Linked DNA regions of Mus musculus: region 1 is linked to region 2. A link is a loop called in an ENCODE intact Hi-C map of the cell type or tissue named here. Cell type or tissue: left cerebral cortex. All regions are shown on one strand. Each heading gives the region's core, and the rest is flanking DNA. Links, peaks and the distances in the headings are about the cores only. Region 1 overlaps Chd1 (chromodomain helicase DNA binding protein 1). Region 2 holds the start of Psmb1 (proteasome (prosome, macropain) subunit, beta type 1).

The links. A loop is a pair of places that touch in the nucleus more often than their neighbours do. Peaks named below come from ENCODE experiments on the same cell type or tissue, not always from the same donor. Only the 100,000 strongest peaks of a DNase experiment are listed, where the experiment ranks them.
Region 1: a loop joins it to region 2, with 3 times the contacts of the local background. A loop is called at or near these places in 5 of 42 quality-filtered maps.

What each region holds. Positions count from the first base shown.
Region 1 is chr17:15,733,227-15,744,904 of GRCm38, reverse strand. Chd1 (chromodomain helicase DNA binding protein 1) reads right to left here. Exons shown (of 36, transcript NM_007690.3): 11 at 10,547-10,674; 12 at 9,061-9,277; 13 at 7,956-8,045; 14 at 6,233-6,423; 15 at 5,211-5,399; 16 at 2,586-2,748; 17 at 1,675-1,827. Among named protein-coding and RNA genes, the nearest start is that of 5830433I10Rik, 34 kb to the right of the region's middle. In left cerebral cortex, for the core only: no CTCF peak of the experiment used is centred there; a DNase peak (open chromatin) is centred at 5,282.
Region 2 is chr17:15,492,495-15,504,172 of GRCm38, reverse strand. Psmb1 (proteasome (prosome, macropain) subunit, beta type 1) reads left to right here and starts at 5,897. Exons shown (of 6, transcript NM_011185.3): 1 at 5,897-6,020; 2 at 9,650-9,757; 3 at 10,994-11,075. The coding sequence starts at 5,911. It overlaps Tbp (TATA box binding protein), which reads right to left and starts at 4,285. Exons shown (of 8, transcript NM_013684.3): 1 at 4,149-4,285; 2 at 1,045-1,208. The coding sequence starts at 1,098. In left cerebral cortex, for the core only: no CTCF peak of the experiment used is centred there; DNase peaks (open chromatin) are centred at 4,310 and 5,835; H3K4me3 peaks cover 4,451 bases; H3K27ac peaks cover 2,645 bases.

The DNA.
Region 1 (11,678 bases), core at 1,797-9,796, 240 kb before region 2:
TCTCGCAGAGCAGCGAGTGCTTTAACTGCTGAGCACTTTCTAGCCCCCAGCATCGACTTCTTAAGATACCCTGAGCTCTGGAGCATCTTAGGCAGCAGAAGTGGGAGGATCTTGTTCAAAGCCACCATGAACAAGACCCTGTTATCTAAAAAGTAGGAAGAAGGGGGGTGATGTAGCTGGTTTGTAGAACACTTAGCTAGCCTGCACCAGTCGCTCAGCTCATTCCACAGCACCATACAAACCAAGCATGGCTGCAAATGCCCTAGTGCTTAAGGGAGATAAAAGTCACTAATCTGTAAACATGGTGAATTCAAAGACAGCCTGAGTTATAGAAGAAAGGGAAAGTTAGAATTTTACTAATGTTTCTATATTACATTATATTGTACTTTTAACTCTGAACACTTTATTTTATTTTTGTTCATATGTGTATATGCACATATGCATGTAAATTCCCTCAGAAGCCAGAAGAGGGTATAAGATCCCATGAAGGTGGAGAGTCAGCTTGCTGTGAGCCACACAAAGGAAGTATTTGCTTCCATTTTCTATCTGTCCAGTCCCAAGAAAAAATTTTAAGGAAATAATTTTCAGTGGTTTAAGAACAGTGCTCTAAGCTTTCTTCCAAATCTAATTTGTGTTTCTTTTCCATTAAAATACAAATTGCAATTAATAAAACCTCTGCATCATTTACTGTGACATGACTTAAGTATAGCTCTCCACCTGAGGGTGTGCTAACGGTTCTTAACTACAGTAGCGCTGCATTCTGTTCCCAGTATATTACTATTACTGTGTTTTTATTGTGCTAATATCACCAACACATAAAGGTATAGTACTCCTACTTTCAAACTACATGTAGCATAGTGTGAGCAAGCTTCAACAGAGCGACCCTGTACACTAACTCTCAGTCTAACTCCTCTGCCTACAGTAAACATCCATCGTGTACCAGTCGTGTGCACAGAGAGTTAGCTGTACTCCCGGTACTATTCCAAGAGGCCAGTAAGACGACACAGTAAAAAGCCAGCCTAGGAACCTGAGTCCAAGCCCTGGAGCCCGAATGAATGTGGAAGGCCTGACTCTACAAAACTGTTCTCTGACCCCCACAAGAGCACCAAAGCACAAACACACATGCACACACCCTCACACGCATAAACACAAAATTAATGACAAAGAAATCACTACGAGGTATAATGTACTGAGAATAGGACCTGACCCTAACACTAAAACACTCATCGGTGTAGGTTTTAATCCCACTGAACAAACTTCACTGTGAATTGAAAGTAGACAGGATGTCAGCCTGTTCTTATCTGAGCCCTGCTCAACTTTTTTTTGGCAAACCACACAAAAGGCTTCCCACAGCACACAGAGCATTACAGCCCGACCAGCCTGCATGTGTCCAAGGACAGCTTCTCTTTTCAGACGTCATCTTACTTCCCAAAGCTTGCCCTTCAGACCCATCTTAGCACAGAAATACCACTTTAGTCCAGCTTTTAACAATATACAACATAAAAACAAAATTAAAATAAAATTTAGAGAAAAAAAATGAAACTTAGAAAAGTAACAAATGATTCTCTCAGTATGTTTAAGAGAAATATAATTTATATGCAAAATAATCTAAAAAGTGACTCAATAAAATAAGCCCAAGAATACAATGAAAAATAGAAACCAAGAAATGCTTACTTGAAAGGGGAACTGGCGGTACTTCAAATACTCTGCGAGTATGTCTAACATCCGCACCATCTGAGAGAAAATGAGCACTCGGTTGCCTCTTTCTCTTAGGCGAATCAACAGCTTGTCGAGAAGGATGAGTTTTCCGCTACTACGGATTAAGTGCTAAGGAAACAGCAGAGTACACCTATTACAACGTGGTAAAGCAGGAAACAGTCCAGAGCCCCACGGAATACTGCAGTTGTTTCTACTCTATCCAGTTTAGAGTTTAAGCTTTTCAGAATGCTGAAGAGAAAAGTTACTTTGGCTTTCAAAACTGTCTAGAGCTTTTCCCATCTTCCTCTATTACGTACATCAAACCTGCCCTAACCAGGCATAACAAGACTATTATTTCTGCTGTATCATTCTACTTGCCAGCTCTTACACTACTTCTCTAAGATTTAGCCAAAACAAACATACATTAAAAAAAAAAAAAAAAGCAACTAAACAAACACAGAGCAAGCAAACATATTCTTTTCTAATTCAGGGATGCTCACTCCTCAATGAACTACTGTGACTGAATTCCAAGTGTGTCTTCACGTCTGAACTGCCTCTCAACAGTAACAGAGGGGTAACATCTATGAAGGAAAGCCCTCCTTTAGGCTACTATTTACAGTCAGATTTAGCCATATCACAATCTCTAAGACACTAATAGATTTTGTCTGATAAATAGAAACAACTCACTGGTTTGAAAGACTATGTTTATAAATTATAATTTTAAAAGCTTTCATAAATACAAATAATAACACCATCACTTAAATGAAACATTAACCAAAGAGAACTTGACATGAATATATTATATTACTCTACTATTTTTATCCTAAAACTGAAATACATATTCTTAGAATTCTGCTTTAGCAATAGAAATAGTTAAAAAGTCTTACTTGTAAGGCCTCCTGTTTATTATAGAATTCATTATTATCTGGTGGTTTAATGAGGTAGCAATGGTTACAACATTTCTTTAGCTCCATCATAATGTTCAAAAAGCCTGAGGTACTGCCCTTGGAACCTTTGCTGAGGGCTTTATAATTCCTAGTTAAAATCCACCTTCAAAAACAAAAGACACATAAACAATATTCAGCAGATCACAAAGATAAATTGTGAAAGCTTAAAACCAGCATTAGTCATCATCCTGAAGCTCGTGGTTACACCCAGGATGCACTGAACCTCATATGTCAGACTCAGAACGGACACATGGGGCGGGGGTGGCGCACGCCTTTAATCCCAGCACTAGGGAGGCGGAGGCAGGCAGATTTCTGAGTTCGAGACCAGCCTGGTCTACAGAGTTCCAGGACAGCCAGGGCTACACAGAGAAACCCTGTCCAGAAAAACCAAAAACCAAAAACAAAACAAAACAAAAAAAAGCCGGACACATAACCTGTCTGATCCATCAACCACGTACCAAGGCTTTCTGTAGTGTAATAAAGACATTCATCATTTCCCTGAGAGCTGTGGACAGTGAGCCACAGCATCAATCTTCTAGAAATTTCATTCCATCAAACAATTAGAACCACATCTTTTCCACCGAGTCTCATGAAAATACCCGGCTTTAGTCACGCTGTCCTCTCTAAATTGCAATTATGTAATACCCATGCAACTTGAAAAACACTTCAAACCACATACAATTCTTCTCTTCAAAACCTACTTTAGTTACCTATTACTAACTTCCTTTTTCATAAATTTACCTTATGAATAGAATTAAAAATACCAAATATCTCCTGTGTTTCTGGAGGAGATACTCTAAAAACTTTTTACACAAATTTATGGCACTCTTTCAAGGCTAATTTAGGCATCAGTCAGGCCTGTTCTCCACCTCACCCCCAACCCTGAAGGAGGTACATAAATATTTAAAGCCACATTTTGTTACGATAGTAACTGCAAAAAAGTACCCAGAAGCTATAGGGGTTATATCTTCTTTCTCCTTTTAACTGTTCCGTATTCTTTTCAATTTTTAAATTTTCCTAATTTTCCACACACAACAAAAAATACTTAATATCACTCTTTTCCATTATAAAACATTCTCTCCATAAAAACTCAAATCTAAACAAGCAGTTGATCTACAGGAAATAAAAAGAATATTTTTAAAGATTCCACAAAAATATACTACAAAAGTCTACAGTGAAAAATTTACTTAGAAAAATGTTTCCTTATCCAAGGAATTTTAAGGGAGACAGACATCTACAAGGAGGCACTTAATTATTACAGAAAGATCGTAATTCATTTCTGACATAAGCAAAATTTAAACTTTGAGGCAACACAGCAAAAGCTTTACTGAACACTGACATCAAAAAAATATTAAGGACTGGAAAGATGGCTCAGCGGTTAAGAGCACTGACTGCTCTTCCAGAGGTTCTGAGTTCAATTCCCAGCAACCACATGGTGGCTCACAATCACCTATAATGGGATCCAATTCCCTCTTCTGGTGTGTGTCTAGAAACAGCAACAGTGTACTTACATTATTTATAAATAAATAAATAAATAAATAAATAAATAAATCTTTGAGAAAATACATAAGTAACATGTTAAAATGTTATGGTGGGTAACAGTATCTTTAGAAATTATTAGAGCTACATGAAGAAATGTAGATAAGCCAAAGCACCTCTGCGGTGTTTGGAAAGCAGAAACAGAAGGAGCGAGGGTACTGACAAACTCGAACTTTGATCCCAGGTGCTTGGGACGTTTGTGAGGCAGGGCCATGCCCTACAGTCCAGCTTTGCCTGGACCTCACTAAGTAAAGTACTAGACTGGCAGCCTCAAGCCCTCTGACCACAGCAAGCACCATAACACCCACCTAAACCCATTTGTAAGTGCATGGTACTTAAGATTCCAAATATAGTCACAATGTATTTCTTTGTACAAGTAAATATCAGAAAGATGTTAGGACATATTTTTGGTTTTATCCTTTGAAAAGTTACTATATAAATTTGACAAGAAACTTACACAAAATATAACTTGTTCGTGTTCTTCAAAAAAGGAAGGGGGAAGCTAAAATTTTGTCTAAGGTTTCTTTAGCTCTGTCAATTACCACAATTGATGGATTTATCAAGCTTGTTGAAAGGTAAAAAGTATGAAGAGGGGCATACATAATGGTATGTTAGCTTAGGAGCAGGAGAGATGGCTCACTGGTGAAGAGCACTCGCTGCCCTCACAGAAGTCCCACTACCCATACGCAAGTTCCCATATGCAAGTTCCCAAGCATCCGTAACCTGGGTTCCAGTGGCACTCAGGCTCTACTCTGGCCTGCGTACCAGACCCCAGGCATGTACATGGTACACATCCATACATGCAAACAAAGACTCACACATCATATACATACAGGTCAGTCTTTGAAGACAATGATTTAATCGTGGACCCAGCACTAAAGCTCCCTGCTAATCAGCCCCAGAATAAATGTATTTTAACCTGAGTAGCTGAAGCTGCTGCTGCTCTAAGAGCCTGTGCGTGAGGACACACACCCCACCAGAACAAGGACAGCTAACTCTGAGTCCCACACTCTCTCCCAGGCTTACTTGTAATATTGCTTCTGTAAAGCACTCATCTCCATTCTTAAAATCTGCTCCACCTTGGCAGGAAGAGATTTTTCCACATCTTTCTTAACTCTGCGTAACAGAAATGGCTCAAGCTCCTTGTGGAGGCTTGCATAACCATATTCTCTGCCTTTGCCATGTTCTTCTTCAAAATCTTCCCATGAAGAAAACCTTTAAAAAATTTAAGAACAGTTACAAATAATAAGCAAAAGTGTATATAAAACTAAAATTAGTCACCTCAAAGTCTTGAGACCCATGCAAAAAGTTCCTCCTACACACACATGCGCGCACACACACACACATGCGCGCACACACAAGACATATATGTGTAAGTATATATGTTATCTATGTGCATAGGTGAGTGGGCATATATGATCCAACCTGAGTTAGAGTGTATTGAAGGCCAGCCTGGGAAACCTCGGGAGATCCTACCTCAAAACCAAAAGTAAAAACGGGGGCGGGAGATGTAACTCATGGCAGGCTGCTCCCCTACCACGTATGATATACTAGGCTCATCTTGCAGAAGATTAAATATGAGTAAGTTATAATGATTGCTCTTGAATTAAATTCTTCAAGGACACAATTGTCACTAAAATATTTCTCAAAACAACCACGTAAAGTTCAAGACATATTGAAAAATGAATGTGTATGTGACCTAGGACAAATTATTTAATTTTCTGGTCTAGTTTTCATTTACAAAATCAGATTACTAGCAGTGTCTGGATATTGTAACTGTTACTGCATGTACATGGTATATATACATACATGGAGGCAAACCACTCATACACACAATAAGTTCTACTGTATACTATGAAGATTTTATATTAGAATTACAAAATCTAAACTTAGAAATCCAAAATTAATTCCATCCCATTTTCTTTTTCATTTTTAATGATCTGTGACCCAATGTCATTTAAATTATGAACTCGATCCTGTAACATTTCTCCCAACTGCATCTGAGCACATAAAACCATGAAGCAAGCCGTGTCCACATGTCGTCTTACTTCTCCGGCATAATGAAGTGCAGCAGTGACCAGAGCTCCTTCAGGGAGTTCTGTAGAGGGGTTCCAGTGATCAGAAGGCGATGGTTAGATTTAAAGTCGATTAAAGTTTTGTACAGAAGGGAATCATCATTCTTTAATCGATGCGCTTCATCAACACCTATGAATGCCCAATTCAGACCACCAAGGAATGCCTTAAAATGAATAAAAAAACAGTTAGTATATTTAGAGAGGTAAGAATTGAAATTTAACTTTTTCATTTGATTTGAACTTACTATTACTAAAAAGAAGTAAATTAAAATCAGAAACTATAATTTTAATCTCAGCATTTGGAAGGCAGAGTTAGGTGGATCTCTGAGTTCAAGACCACACTGGTCTGGAGAGTTCTAGAACTACCAGGGTAACTCAGAGGAAACACTAAGAACCAAAACCAACACATATTTTATGACTGAACTGGAATCCTCAAATCAAGCAACTTATCACGCAAAATAAAATTGCTTCAATTATTAATTTCACTATTAGAAAAGAGACTATCAGTCTATTTTAGCTTACATAATAAGCAAAAAAGGAAGGAAGCTGATACCACCTACTCAAAATTTTACACAAGATTTTCAGTCTAAATCCAACAAAAGTCTCTAAGAATGTCAACCTGAAACAGTATCATGCTTCAAGTACATATGACTTCTACAAAATGTAGGTTTCTAATACATGAATTTAGGTCTCTTGAGACCTGAAATAAAGAGAGGCCTGATTCCACTATTAATAGCTGTGTGACGAGTTCATGGAGCTCGTAAGAGAACAGGCTTCTCACTAAAGAAAGAATACCAAAGTAGGCAGAAGAATTAATGAGACAACGCTGTTAGGCACTGTACTGGTCAACATAATAGTCTAGCGTTATCTGAGCAAAGAAGCCTCAGTTGACTGGCCTGCTGCCATGTCTTGACTGTTAACAACTACTGAAGAGCTGAGACCACAGAAGCCGGTGGCGACCCTAGGCAGGTGATCCTGCACTGTATATGAAAGCTAACTGAGCATGAACTTGACATCAGGCAAGCAAGTGCCGCCTGCCCCGATTTCTACCCTGAACTCCTGCTCTCTGCCTGAGCTCCTGCCCTGACTTCCTGCATGATAACCATGTCAAATGAATTCTCCCCTCCCTAAGTTGCTTCGGTGAGTGTTTTATCAGTCTGTATTAACAGACACTGGGATAGGCCTCTTCCTCTATTTTTAAAATGTTAGACAGAACAGACACTAACAACTAGCCTCCATTTAAGTAAGAATTGGTAAAGTTTTTCTAAAAATAGAGATGAAAAATATTTTAGACGAATGTGCTCCATCACATCATTTCAATATAACCCTGTAAGGAACTCCTTTAAAATCTTTCTAGCCAGGCGTGGTGTCACACGCCTTTAATCCCAGCACTCGGGAGGCAGAGGCAGGCAGATTTCTGATTTCGAGGCCAGCCTGGTCTACAAAGTGAGTTCCAGGACAGCCAGGGCTACAGAGTCGGGGGAGGGGGGGGGGCGTATCTTTCTAAAATACAAAATTCACTCTTAGCTCAAGGGCCATTTAAAAATTAAAAAGTAGAAAACAAAAAAATTTTTAAAAAGATCCAAGGCTACGGTTTGCAGATCTGTTCTATGACTTTAATAGCCTTTCATTCTGACCCACAACACACAATACAGCAAAACTGTAAGCAGAAAACAGTTACACAAGTAACACATACCTTATCCTTCAATAAAATTTCATACGTTGTTAAAAGTATATTAAATTTTAACCGTTTGGTCTGGGGATGCATCCATTCATGAGTTCTTATCTATTATAAAAATTTAAGAAGAAATTTAAAAGAAATATCTAGCAAATTATACAGTTCTACTTAAGTATCTAAAATGAATTAAAAGCCATTTAAGATACACACACAAAAAAGATGTAATAAAAGTTAATACTGCTTTATAGAGTTAAACATGGCATGCAGAACTTAAATCTTATTTTAAAAAAAATGGAGCAAACCTTATTTTATTACATTCATTAAATAAAGGTTTGTTGTAAAACAAATAATTCGCTTATTAATATTTGTGGATGAAATATGCCATCTAAGCTTCATCTCGCCTAACTGCAAGGATATATATAGTATATATGTATATATATTATATATGAAACAAGATTAATAACCAGTTAATATTATAAAACTAGGAAAGAAAATATATGAATGTTCATTGCACTCTGAAAACTGTTCTCATGAATATTTGAACTTTCACACAAAAGAAAAAATATAATTTATATATATCATAATATATGCATGTATGCATGTGCTTGTATATGTATATGTGGCAAATGTCTATAACGCTAACACATGAGAAGCTAAAACAAGAAGATTTTGAGTTCAAAGCTATCCTGGACCTCAAAAAAAGGTGTAGGGGAGTGTGTATGTGTGCATGTTTCTATGTACATGCAACACATATATATACATGCATACATATCAAACTATACCTGAGCCAAGAATGACTTTTAAACTTGTTACATTTATTTATTCATTTATTTATTGTGTTTGTGTACCTGTATACGTATAGAGGTCAGAGGACAATTTAAGGAATCAAACACAGGTTGTTGGGCTAGGTGACAATCCCTTTACCCACTGAGGCACCTTGCAGTCGCATAGCTTGATTTTTATTATAACCAACTAAGCAAGTACTAGGCACTTCTTTGTAGCAAGTTACATGACAGAATTGAGAACATGGAGACATACACACACATGCACACAGGAAACAAACCACACACTTATCCTCAGATAGATCTGTCTAGCCTACTAAGTTCATGGAAAGACAACTTACCATGTTTCTGCTGTTAATGTCGCCTAAGTAAACCACAGCATTCATCTGAGACGCCCACGTCTGTATCTCCCTCTGCCAGGAAGTCAGAGTGGAGAGCGGGACAACTAGTAGAAACGGCCCATATAACTGATGTTCATGGAACAAATAGTTCAAAAATGAGATCGTCTGTATTGTTTTCCCAAGGCCCATTTCATCAGCAAGTATGCAACTATTTCCTCTATAAAGTTAAAAAAAAACAAAATCCATGTATGCAGTAAAGGTATAAATTCATTAAAAATTGTTTTTCTGTTATGTCTCCCATTTATATCAAGTTGTATAAAACTATATATATATATATATATACATATATATACACACACACACACACACACACACATATATATATGAGGTATTTTATGCAAGACACTATTTCAATCAACAACATACAATAAATATAAAATCTTACCAAAAGACATAATCACTAACATCGTAGGAAAGGTAAGATGAATAGCAAGTAACATTTAAGGCCAGATTTTGCTTTAATATTTAATATTACCACTCTTAATTACAAAGTCAATACTGCAGTTTATCCTCTAGCATTAAGCGGTCTGTAGATATGGTAGTAAGTAATAAGGATCTAGGAAGAACAAAAGTGGAAGGAAATGCAAAGCTAAACCACACCCTAAGGAGTTGAGGACTTCAGAACAGGGACGAGGGGAGGCAGGGAAAGGCCGGCAGAACTATTTCAGAAGTGTAGATGACAACATAAATAATTTTTCCATTTGAATAAAAACATTTAGGAATGGTAATCATCAAATAAGTTAAACTCAAACTTTATTAACAGAAATCATCATCCCTAAATTATGTATTTATAGAACCTGTTTCACTCCTCCAGCTTCTCTGCTGTTATTATTAATCCCATCCATGCCCTCCCTCACTGCACATGGTGAAAACACAATGAGGCAGCAGGAAGAAACAGGGCTGCCTATGCCTTTTACCACCTGCAGGGATGGGGGGGAGAGGGGTGGAGGGAGGGAAGGAGGAAGGGACAGAGGGAGCGAGGGAGACAGGGAGGGAGGGAAGAAGAGAGAGAGAGAGAGAGAGAGAGAGAGAGAGAGACCGACTGTCAAGAAACCATTAAGATTCTGACTCAGGGTTGTAAAACTAAAAAACGTGAAACCATCTAAAAAACTCTCAAAACACTTCCCACTGACAATTACAACGTTCACTCTGCTCCCTGGCTCCACTTAGAAGACTTAAGTCAAATCTGATATGTTTGGCTGAATGCATTAAAATGAAGGGAAATATTTCTCTGATGTCTGCTGCAGACCCTAAATCAGAACTGTAGGGCTGCCTGCAAATAACCTCAAGTAAACACTGCTTTGCTGCAGTCTTTCAGCTTGTGGAACCTCTGACCCCTCTAGGTGGCTGTGAGAGGAGACTGGCAACCTGCAATGACGGGGAGTCTCGCTGTCCCGGGTGAGGAGGTAACTCAGCAAACACTTACTTGCACCAAGAGTGAGCGAGCCAGTTTAAACCATTCAGCTGATAGTCTCTCAGTTCTAAGCCCTCATGTCCTCCAATATAGGATGGTTGTTTCTTCAGAGCTACAAATCTTGGTCTTTGTTTCAATACCTTTGGTCAGAATAAATATTAATATGCAGAATATAAGATATCATGCAAAAAAGATTAATGTCCTTTAGACTATCTTTCACCATAAACATTAACATTTATTTTATTTATTAGTTTCAGAGGTTCTATAATTCAAAATGTATAAGAAGCCAAGTACTATAGTATGGACCCATAATCTGCCCACTCAACAGGTGAGACAAAAAGACTTATTACTAAACACATGAAGCAAGCATGAGGGTCCCGAGCTCAACGCTGGCATGGGCAAGGTAACAGAATCCCAGCTCAAAACCCCAACAGATAACAGCTTCATCAAATATTTATTATTAATTAATTCTACCCTCCACTATCTGACATGTGGATCACTCCTAAACTCTTGCTGGCAATTATAATATTCCACATCTTCCACAGATGCCAGCACTCAAGCAAAACAAAAATATACGTATGTATCTGACGATTCATTTGTTCATGGTTATTTTCTATGACTCTAGCAAGAATGTAGAATAAAATATTTTGTCTTTTGTGGGGGTGGGGGGAATTACTGAGGAAATTCAGTCCCAACAATATACATAGGTCAAGCACTTCAAAAAGGAGTGTCAAATTCATTGACAGCCATTGCTCCAACCATGAACTATGAATAATTTATAAGACTTCTACTCCATGTGATTTTCAAAATACCACTATGAATCTATTCAATCCTGTAATAAAGTAGTAACTAGACTTTAAAACTATCACTAATATTTTTACGTAAGTTTCCAAAGTTTAGAGAAGACAGCCCTAGACAGTCTCTCAGGCCCTGGTTTCTGCTCTCAGTTTCAGCAGCAATCTCTGCTACTTCTAAACCAAGCATATACTTTCAATTTCCAAGGAAATTTTCTTTATGCAGTCTACACACAATCATTACCACCAATTTATCATATTTTAACCTAGCACCACTAGAGAAATATCAGTTCCTCTAACAGGCATACTCAACTAAGTACTTGTTTAGCCTGTATGACATCAGGATTCCA
Region 2 (11,678 bases), core at 1,274-9,273:
AATATAATAGGTCATTAAATACTAGGGAAGAATTTGTATCCTGAGATGCACAACTATCTTCTGTAGTACTGACCATAGAAGATGAACACTTAGGATTTGAAAATGTTATTTATGATATGCAAGGAAGATGTTTAGCCTCTCATGTGTATCTAGACCATAAAGAAAAAAGCCTATGTCCCAATTTAAAGTACTGCCCAGTACCCAGGCATGGTGGCACGTCTTTAATCCTAGCTCTGGAGGCAGAGGCAAGTGGATCTCTGTGAGTTTGAAGCTAGCCTGATTTACAACGCAAGTTTGAGGGATGTTGTTACATAGAGAAACCCTGTCTCAACCCCACCCCCACCCACAAAGTACTATTTAATATATGATGATTATCCACTGACTAAGCACGTGTCAGTTTTGGACGACGGATCACATGGATGATGGATGACAGACTCATGGATGCCTCTATCATACTATTTAATAAAAAGTAATTTATTCTACTAAAAACAAAAATCAACAAAGTCTGTAAAATACTGTCAACTGCCTTTTCTATAATGCTTCTATGTCTTACATATATTTAATTATAATTAAACATTTTATTTATAAAAATAAAGTAGAACTAATTATTTATGTGGAGGCAGAAGAACACTGGAGATGGTAAAATGTATATGGAATTGGTAACAATCTAGGTCTAATTCTATTGCAAACACATACACACATACGTGCACATGTTTAGCATCAAAACCAATGTTTAATTTTGAAAGCAGATTTGGTAGTAATCAGGATAGGAAAGTGACTGCAACAGGAGCAATAAATTTATTTATTGGAGTAAATAAGATAAATGCTCTACAGCTCATAGAGAGTCTTCTAATTAATTAGGTTCCAACTAAACTTCCCAAACAAAAGAACATCACAGCTATCTAACTCAGAAATCTTCACAAAGTAAAACAAGCTTAAAAACCTAAAAATCCACGTTCACTACTGCATGGTAAATGTCACTGTCTTTTGCTTTCTCTTAAAGGGAATATGAGCCCTCTCTGCCCCTCCCTCTTGCTCTATTACCTGTGGGGAGGCCAAGCCCTGAGCATAAGGTGGAAGGCTGTTGTTCTGGTCCATGATTCTCCCTTTCTTCAGTACTCAGATCTTCCCTAGAGCATCCTCTGAATATCTCCTTAGAAACGTCTTCAATGTTCTGGGTTATCTTCACACACCATGAAATAGTGATGCTGCTTGGAAAAATATGTTTTAAGTTTAATAGATGGACATAGGTTTCATGTTCACACAAAATAAACACAGAACTATTTTGGAGTGTGTGTGTAAATACATACACACACACAAACATATGAATATATGTATCTTTTACTCTCAAAGCCTAGTCCATGTTTCCTGTGACTCATGTAAAATCACCAACAAAGACAAAACCTTTGTTGCTGTGTGCTTAAATATTCTAATAGTACTGAAAATTAAGGTGTCAAGACCAGTAATAAAAACTATTGGAGAAAGGGCTGGCAAGAAACGGTGCATCAGGCAAAGGCGTTTGCTGCTAATCCTAATATTGTGCATTTATCCAAATGGTGAAAGGAGAGAACAAACTCTCACAGCCAATTCTTCACATAAATGTAATTCATTTTATATGTGTATTTTGTCTACATATATGCCTGTACATCACTTTCATGCCTTGGTGCCTTCCGAGGCCAGAAGAGAAGGTCAGATGCCCTGGAATTGAGCTACCATGGGGTCATATGTATCCTTAAAATAAACATGGGTCTTTGGATATACAACTTGTAACTTTGAAACCTGTGTGTTCTTTGTGAATTTAGACAATAAATATTTAGATTAAGATAAAATTGTAGCCAGGCAGTGGTGGCCTTTAATCTCAGCACTTGGGAGGCAGAGTCAGGCGGATTTCTGAGTTCAAGGCCAGCCTGATCTACAGAGTGAGTTCCAGGAAGGCCAGGGCTACACAGAGACACCCTGTCTCAAAAAAACAAAACAAACAAACAAACAAACAAAAATCAAATTTAGGGTGTGAGAGATGGCTCCAACCTGGTTCTCTAGAAGAGTTGGCAGTGCTCGTAACCTCTGAGCCATCTCTCACAGCATCAGGGGCCAGCCCTTTGTACAACCTCCACCCTCACTTCCCACCCCCCACCCCCCAGCAAAGGACTTGAGGTTGGGGGAAAGAATTCCTAAACAAACTATACTGTTAGAAGAGAACACTTATCGGCATGATTTGCACAGTCTATTAGGTCACTTCTTGATTTTAAATATGCTGCTCAGTTTTATACCATTCACAATACCTCAAGCATAAAGCGCCATACATATTGAACTGGACACAATATGCTTTAGGTAGTTGTTTGTGTTTCAATTAAAGGCAGACTAAACAAAAGATGAAACATTATCTCATCAGAGCATATTAATGAAAACTATGCCTAGAACTGGGTTTCTTTAATCATCATCTCTTTCGAGGTCATGGACATGAAATATGAATAAAGACTAAGAGACTATGAAATGTGTTGTTTTTCCTTTGTAATGGTAGTAGTGATAGAACCCAGATCCTCCTAAATGGTAGGCAAAGGCCCACCCTCAATTTTTTAAAGATGCTTAAAAAAAAAAAAAAAAAAAAAAAACTGCAGGCATTTACTAAGCAAGGCAAAATGTTGAAAAGCTGAAACCTAGGACAGGACTTGGCATTTGTGCTCATGAATGGATGCTATGGAAGAGAGAATACAAACTAAAGTCAAGGGGCTAGAGAGCTGTTCTGCGATTAAGAGCACTGTTGCTCTTCAGAGGGACTGGGTTTGATTATCTTAGCACCCACATGGCTACTCACAACTAGCTGTAAATCCAGTCCTGGGGAGTCCAATGCTCTCTTTTGTCTTCCATGGGCCCGGACAAGCATGTGGTGCACATATAGACAGATAAGCAAAACATTCACATATGTAAATCTTTTAAAAAGTTAAGAAAGACATAACTAAAGTCAAGTACCTTCTGAGAGGCCGGAACTCGCACAAAGCAGGGGCAATGTAACACAGGTCTAGCAAAAGGAGCAAAAGGAACAAAACAACACAAATCAGCACTCTAGGTGCAGCACAAATCACAGAAGGGAAAGGGGGGGACAAAGCCTTGGAAGAGCATGCAGTGTGTGACAGGCTCAGTATGTAAAGTCACTACAAAAGATGACAAAGCAGCTGTAGGTGGGGTTGCATAATTCAGAATGTAAGATGTCATTACACAGGCAATGGAAACAGTTAAGGATTTTAAGGTGCAGTTTGAGTATCTCCTGTGTCAAAGAGCAGATAAATCTGAGAAAATTGAAGACTGAAAATTCAATTTCAATCACTGCTTTGGTTGAGGAAAAAAAAAAAAGTTGGATTTCATGTCCAAAGTATAACCAGTTATTTATCCAGATCTCTTTCTGCAAACGAAGTTTACTGAACGCTTGATTATATAGACTGGGGAATTTGTTGTACGCTTCGCAGAAGTCATTTCACACCTGCAGACGATATAAACCACCTTTTCTCGTCTGCAATCTTAAAATCGCAATAATCGCTGCACAAACTTATTTTTAGGCTGTTTTCTGGGTTTTCATCTTTTGGAAACTGAGCCATCAAACTGAGTATTTGGGAAACCGATTCCGCACAGTCTTCAAGCGTCTGCCTAACCGGTCCGGCATCTTTTTCCAGAGAAGCCTACCCGGAGTTTTGGAAAACCACCTTAACTTGAGGCTAAAGACCGACAGTGTGTAAATAAAGCAGCATGCGTTTTTATGTTAATCTCGATTAGCTTGACTCTCAGGCTTCTGGCGAGATGCTGAGTCTCGAGAACCGCTTCCTAACAGAATTATTCTTACTGGGGACAAAACGGGCGGCTGCAGGCCTGGGTAAAACTCTCCCACCGGGGGAAGCGGCTGAGACGTGCGGTGCGCGGGGCTGTCCGGTGCCAGCCCCTCGGAGACGCTCACCCTTGGTACTGGGTTTCAGGACCCCGCCGAGGCGATGGTCCAGAGACTGGTTACTCGCGGAGCCGCCGCAGCGCGCGCGGAGGACCGTTCCCAGCCCGGCCGCGCGCCCACTCGCGTCTCCTCCGGCAAACTCCGGGGACCCGCTGCAGAAGTCGCCTTTATTAAGGCCTCCAAGCAGAGAAAAGGATGAAAGGACCGTTACCTGGGCACTGCGGAGAAAATGACGCGACCGCAGAAACCTAGCCAAACCGCCAGCAGATACCCGCCACCGCTACCGGACTCGATCCACCGAACGCCTGACGCACATCTGATGCCGTCACTTCCGCCAGTTGCGCTCTTGACTGCAGTCCGATTTGTTGTGCTTAAGCTGTGAGACACTGGGAAGGAAACGAGCGGGCCGGGTACCAGCAGTTCCGGGGCGGGGCCTCCGACGGCCCTTTCTAGCTGTCAAAGAGAGATCTATTGAGTGTGTAGCGGAAACAGTTGGGGATGTGGCAATGGCGATCAAGCCCAAGCAAGCGTTCTACCACTGAACTACATCCTCAGTCTTCCATGATTTGTTTTTGTGAGAAAGAGTTTCTCTGTGTAGCCCCGACTTTCTTGGGACTCACTCTGTAGAACTGGCTGGCTTCGAACTCCAGAGATTGCTTGGCAAGCTTACTGGCTCCTCCCCTTTGAGATTTGTGAGGTGGCTAAGGAAAATGTCAAGCAAACGCTCCTCATCATGTTCTCAGTAGATGTTAACTTACGTTCAAGGAAGAACAACAAAACAAGCGACTTTGTAGTCACAGATTCATTTCTATTTTTAGCTCGGTCACTACCAGCTCTCTTCCTTGCTGCCACAAGAAAACGTCAGCTGTTTCTTAGGCTGCTTCATAATGCTTGATTGATTCCAACATATCTTAATTTTTTTTTCCTTCTGAAGTTCATCTAAGGCATATACATGTGTTGTTCTGCGTACTTCCTTTCCCTTGTATTTTGCATTATCAACGAGGTAATGAGCTCCTTTAGGTTAAGGTTAGCGCTCTCTCTCTCTCTCTTTCTCTCTGTGTGTGTGTCTGTGTGTGTGATGGACAGTATCTGTGTGTTATGTGTGTAGGTGTTGTATAGGTTGTCTATTTACACAGACTCTAATAAGTACAATAGTACTGTGTATCTATTTTCCCCTAAAGGAAACATTTTCTCTTGAAAGTACAGGAAACCTCAGAAGACTGGGGAATTGAGAAAACTTAACAAAGGCTTGTCAAGAGGCAATATAAGGGAAGCGGGTTTTATGTTGTCTTACTGTTTGAGGAGATACAACCCAGGGGGAAGCATGCCAACTGGATTGCATCCACAGACCAGAAACATAAATAGATAAATGTTAGTTCGCTTCTTCTTTATTTAGTCGGGAAATCCAGGCAATGAGGTGGCGCCGCTTATATTTTAGTTGGGTCTTCGCTCCTCAATTAAACCTTGAAACACCCGCATAGACGCATCCATGGGTTTTACCTACATGATGCTAAGTTCTGTGAAATTAACAATATTAACCATCATATTCTGGCTAAAGAAATCTGGTATTGCTTCCTGGGTCTCGTGGCTGCGTACACCACACAGTTGACATGCGTCCTGATTGGCCTTGAATGCAGCATGAACTACTAACCCGTCTCAAACGCTGTGCCACTTCGCCAATGTGACATCCGAGTTGTCGTTGCTCTGTAATTGGGTTAATTTTTTTGGTATGGTCAGACTTTTAATTTTCTATCCGCCATGAGTAAATCCAAACGTTTTCTTAGGGTTATAAAACAGGTTTCTCTGTTGGCAGGATTGGCGGATCCAGGTTGTGCGCTAGCCGGACGCAGGCGTAGACCTCCAAGAGCAACGACGAGTGCAGGCTAGAGGAGCCTAGGGGGGCGGGGCGAGGGAGGCGGAAGTGGACCGGTCCCGGCGGCCATTTTGCCGTGAGACAGCAGGAGTTAGGCGCGATGCTTTCCACTGCTGCTTACCGAGACGTGGAACGAGAGCTGGGAATGGGGCCTCACGGCTCCGCCGGCCCTGTGCAGCTGCGGTTTTCGCCTTATGCCTTCAACGGAGGGTAAAAGCCTGGGCCTGCTGCCCTCACCTGGGTCGAGCCTGGGGTCGCGACGGGCGGGTGTGGGAATGGCAGGGATGTAGCCTGCAGCCCAGCACTCAGTTGTGCATGGACGCCCTCGGTGCCGTTTGCTCCAGCAACCGGGCTCCCACCTCAATCTTCCGCCCTATGGCCTGTTGTTTGGTAGGGCTTGAACACGTTTCTAAAGCCAACGGGCGAACATGAAGTTATGATTTGTCTTGGTTGTTAGACGAGTAGCTGTTTCTGTCGCTGGGCCGCCTGATCACTTGTTGTTTTAAGAGGAAACTAACATGATTAACCAGACTTAATTTCAGGGATGAAAGTGAAGGTTGTTTTGTTCTGCTCTTGAGACGTAGCCTGCTGGGCAAGGTCTACTGAGCTGCATCCACAGCCTTAGGCAGTCGGACCCTTGTGTGTGTTTATTTTTACTCTCAAATTACTTTAGCATTTTAATTATCCGCTTTATTCGAAGATATTTTTCCTTTGTATTTAGGACCGTTGACAATACAGGGGTATTCTTCATCAAATTAGAAGTTGAAACAGCTAATTATCCAAAAAAGGGGGGCGGGGGGGGGGCTTGTTTAAGAAAAGCAAAACCAGCCAGGCGGTGGTGGAGCACGCCTTTACTGCTAGCAAAGGCAAGTGGGTCTCTTAAGTTCGTGGCCAGTCTGGTCTACAGAGCAAGTTCCAGGACAGCCTGGGCTACACGGAGAATCTTTGTCTCAAGAAAGAAAAGCAAAAACGTTAAATATGGCTTTATGAATGTTGAGCGTTGATCATACAGATAGTGAAAGGTTGATTTTAGTCTTGGTTGTACCTTTTGAAGAGCAATTGTGAATGTACTATGTGGGCTCCTTTCAGTTACTTATAGATTGGGGAAGACTCAAGGTAGGTTTTTTTGTTTGTTTGTTTGTTTGTTTTAATTTCAAGCAGTTAAGTGAATAATTTCATAGTTTTACTTCTTGACTCTTGGCATCTAAACAGCCCAGGCTATAGAGCTGGTGTGAATTAGAACCGGATTTAAATTCATAGCGTTCTCAGCCGAGTCCAGTTTCAGTTTGCTTTTCCAGTATGCTGCTTAATGCTGCACGTGAACACTAAGTACTTACTTTGTAAGATGTGTTAATTTCAAGGTGTTCCGAATGCAGTACTCATGAGTCACTTTTTTTAACCTCCTTTACTTCTTCTTATCCATCACTTTGTTCATAGTTACTTACACCTATCCATTAAATCACTTTTCTCTTTTGTGCCTTTTAGCATTTATTGCAACTAGCCCTGCAAGCAGCCTCAGATTCTACAATATATAAATTTCTCTTTGTAGCTTCCAGGTTTTTGTCACTTGAGGCCTTTATATAATTACTAATCTTTTATAATTCCTAAGTCTGTTTCTGTAACTATTTCTCAAAAGTCCCTGAAATTCCGGCCTCTTTGGGAAACCGTATCTAACCGAGTTTTCTGATCTCTCCATAACCCATGTTAGTAAACAAAACAAGCAGGGTAATTGTTCCTTTCAGTTACTGCTGCTCCTTGGAAGTCTTGGCTCAGTTTAAAGGGGTGGGGATATGTTGTTTTCCTCAGCAGACACATCTAGGGAGTTGTAAAACCTTGGTTGCATACATTGGTGTCGTATTTGAATTTGCCCTTCTTCCTCCTGTCATCCTGCGTTCCTTCTGTCACAGCACTCTTACTGGAGCAGTATTATGTCCCATTTCACGTAGTACTATTGGGAGAATTGTATTAAAACCTCACTTTGCAAGTGGAACATTCTCTTTTTTGTTCTGTGTAACTCTGCTAGAATTCTAAACTCCAGCTTGGTGCTTGGGGTCTTCTACAGCAGCCCATCACATGAGGAGTTTGTATGTCTCTGGTAACCTTAATTAAGTTGCTTGAGTGGCCTGTGGTAATATTTTTTCCCTTCTGTTGCTGTTCATGGTATTTGTAATGCCATTCTTTTTTGCTTTGGAGTTTTAGTGCAAAACTTGCTTCAGTAAAAATAGTAGGTAATGTTTTCTGGATGTTTATTTTCTACTAGGAAATAGGCACTTACATGAATTATGTGTTTAATTCTCACACTCTATAACAGAACAGGGACTGTAGTACCATCAATTTGAACATGAGAAATTTATCCAAAGTCACACAACTAATAAGTGGCATGAATAATTCCAGTGCCCAGGTGCTTAGTCATCACATAGTGCCGTCCTACTGTGTACACATAGTGCTGTCTTACTGTATTCTACAATGGTTATTGTTCACTTGCTAGAAGAACTGGAAAGTGTCAGGTGGATTTTATAGTTAACTAATTTAATCCTTATATACAGCACACTAATATGAGATAGTTTCTAAGTAATCTCATATTTTAAAGAAATTGAAGTTTTTAAGAAGTACTTTGCTTGAGAAAGCAACAGTAGTATCTAGGTTCTACTTTTGTGTTTTTTCTCTGGTGCCCTTCAGTAAGTTATCAGAAATTGTACAGGAAGAAAAGAAAAGCTTGCTTTTTGACTATGGTATGACAACTTTTCCTGGGAAGGCACACACACCCACACACACATACATACATACCCCTACACGATTTATGAAACATCTACGTGACCCTTGGGTTACTGCAATTGCTCTGCAGTTGGTTAAAATTTGATTGGAGAACAATGGATTTTTATTGGGATTACTATGTCAGGAGTGTCGGGAGATACTTAGAGACGCAAGGATGACCCAGAATCAACTGTATCATAAAAAAGTCCACTCCAGAACAGTTGACAACGTATAAAAGCCGTGGCTCTGGATTTCTGTGCACTAGTAGGTAGCTCACAATTTGGAAAATCTCTTCTTACAGCTTGGCCAGTCAGTCTCCACCCCCAACAGTTAAGACAATGTCTCACTATGTAACCTTAGCTGACCTAGAACTCACAAAGCCTGCCTTTCCCTCTCAAATACTGGAATTCAAGGTGTGTATAGGCCTGTGTTGCTGTTGGTGGGGGTGGAAGGGGCTGCTCCAAGTATCTCAGGAGTGTCCCCTAGATATAACTTGGTTTCTCTCAAGCCTTCTACCCCACAAGGGATGTTTCAGTTCAGAGGAGACTGCTGTAGACACTGACAGTTCACGTAATGACATATTCTAGCAGCTCTTGGGTAAGAAGATAGAGATCTTCTGAACTCAGCTTGCTTATAGGACTGTTAACTATACTTGGTCTTCAAGACCACAGACAGGTTGCTTTGTAATACTGCGTTAGCTATACGTGAATGTTTTTGTGCTTTAATGATGAAGGTTTTATTCAGTGTCTTTCCTATTACCTCTTCTCAGTGAGGTACTGGGACAATATGTCCCATTTTACCTTCTGTGTTCCGTAGCTGAGAAACCTGAGGCCTTCAGGGGTTTATTTGCGCACTGGCTTATAGCTGCTTAATGGGGAGGGCTCCATTAGGCTCTAGGTTAGGGCTCTTCCAGGATGACATGTAGTCAGGAATCCGTTTCTCCAGTCTTTTGTCTTTCATTTGAATTCTGCTTTTATGTTAGTACATTTACCCAGGAATGGCCTGTAGGACACGCTACCATTTGAAGGGACAGAATTGCAACCCTGAAGAGTTAATGTTTGTTCTTTCTTTCCTTAATTCGTTAGTACTGTATTGGCAATTGCTGGAGAAGATTTTTCCATCGTCGCTTCAGACACTCGATTGAGTGAAGGATTTTCAATTCATACCCGAGATAGCCCCAAATGCTACAAACTGTAAGTAAATCTTTCTTTGTTTTTTGTTAGAGATTTACTTTTATTTTAAGTATATGTTTGTTGTGTTTGTACATATGTTTGGATACTGGGAATTGAACCCACCTGGGTCCTTTGGAAGAATAGCTAGTACTCTTAACCATTGAGCTATCTCTCCAGCTCACAAGTAAATATTCATAAAGACATTTCACTTGCTTTCTTGGTGGCAGCTGGGAAGATTATCCATGTAGCTAATCACAAAACGAAGTGGAAGTGGAACCAACAGGGCTTGAGTTTTTTTGCAAAGAAGGTTAAGGTGATAAGGAATAGAGAATAAGGAAGGCAGCTTTGCTGTGTGTTGGTCCTAGGCATGGTCTACATCTGCCATAAAAAGCAGTGAAGTTTTGTCTTCCTTGTTCCTGGCTACCCAATTTTTCTAACTCATTAACAGTTCTTTCATAAGGAAATTAGAATTAGACTTTACTAGTCATATGTTCATATAGTTTTAATTTCATATTTTTTTCTGTAGAAGTAGTCAGATTTATGAAACATCTATATGATCCTTGGGTTACTGCCCCGACCTGCGGGACAGCCGAACAGGGTCTGAGGAACACCTGTGGAGAAAAGGGGGTGGGGGGCGCGAGAAACACAAAGAACGGACAGCAAGTCAAAAAACCCTGATCAAGCTGACAGATTTTCTTTTTCCCAGGCAGGTTTTATACCCATAGAAGCAGGCTATGGGGAGGGGGTGACGCAGAATCGCTTCGTTTCTGGGGGAACGCACCAGTTCCCAAAAGCAGGATATTGGCTAGGTAAAAAGTTCAGCAGGAGGAACAGAACAGAATGGGTTGCTAGATACCTGTCCACAAGATCTGTAGTTATTTGTTCTTAAGTGGGGGTAGTACTTTCCCACAGAGGCCTCAACTCACAGAAATTTCTCACAGAAATCTCAACTAAGCTAATACTTTTCCACTAAGGCCAAGGCTTGGTAAATAAGCACTTATGGCTGACAAGGCAGTTAACATTCAAACAGGGTCGCTCCTAACAGATTACATCATACTTCACCTTCTCTAGTACTAGATTATAAGTAGTAACCCTTATTTTCCTTAGCCTAATCATAGTATATCTTCGGCCCACCTAAAATTAATTTGGTGTAAGGAGATGTTGGTATGTCTGCTCCCATGCCGCAAAAGCCCTGGCTGGTTGTCAGTTTATGAGCCTTGCTTTATCAACTCATTCTCCCGAAACTGGCTTTTACAGGACAGACAAGACAGTAATTGGCTGCAGTGGTTTCCATGGAGATTGTCTCACTTTGACAAAGATTATTGAAGCAAGATTAAAGGTAGGTGCTTTTGAACATGTCGCTCTGTTGCAACAATTCACAGCACAGCTGCATTTAGAGAGACAGCAAGTTAGCAGGTGCAGTTAGCATATCCTAGAAATAAAGCAGAGCCAACCCTGGCTGTGGAGGTCATTCAGGTAACAGGAAACTGCAGCACAGGTTAGAGGTCTGCTAAAGTCTCTGTGCCTTGGCAGGGCTGTCTACTGTATAGAGGGCTCTTCTGAAGTGTGTCAGATCTGGCTGTGGCAAAAGACAGCCTGGGCAGCGTATAGCTAGGAGCAGGATTTGGAACTCTCTGCTCACCGTTCTCCTCCTCCACAGCCTTCCACTCTAGTAGACAGCACAAAAGGAGGAAAAAATAATTCTGGAACGTGGTGAATGGTGGTAGCCCATCACTTGGCAGGCTTCGGTGGTAGGTATGATGTGATAGGGATGTTTTTGGGGGTAGGGGTGACCACATTCTCTGTTGCCTACTGAGTTCACTTAAGGGAACATAATCTCATAGTCATGGAAAGTTCACTTACATTTCCTGTGGGGCTGTGGAGAAATTATTTCACAGTATTTTAGAACGTTTTGCATAGAAAGCTTCAGAAATTTACATTT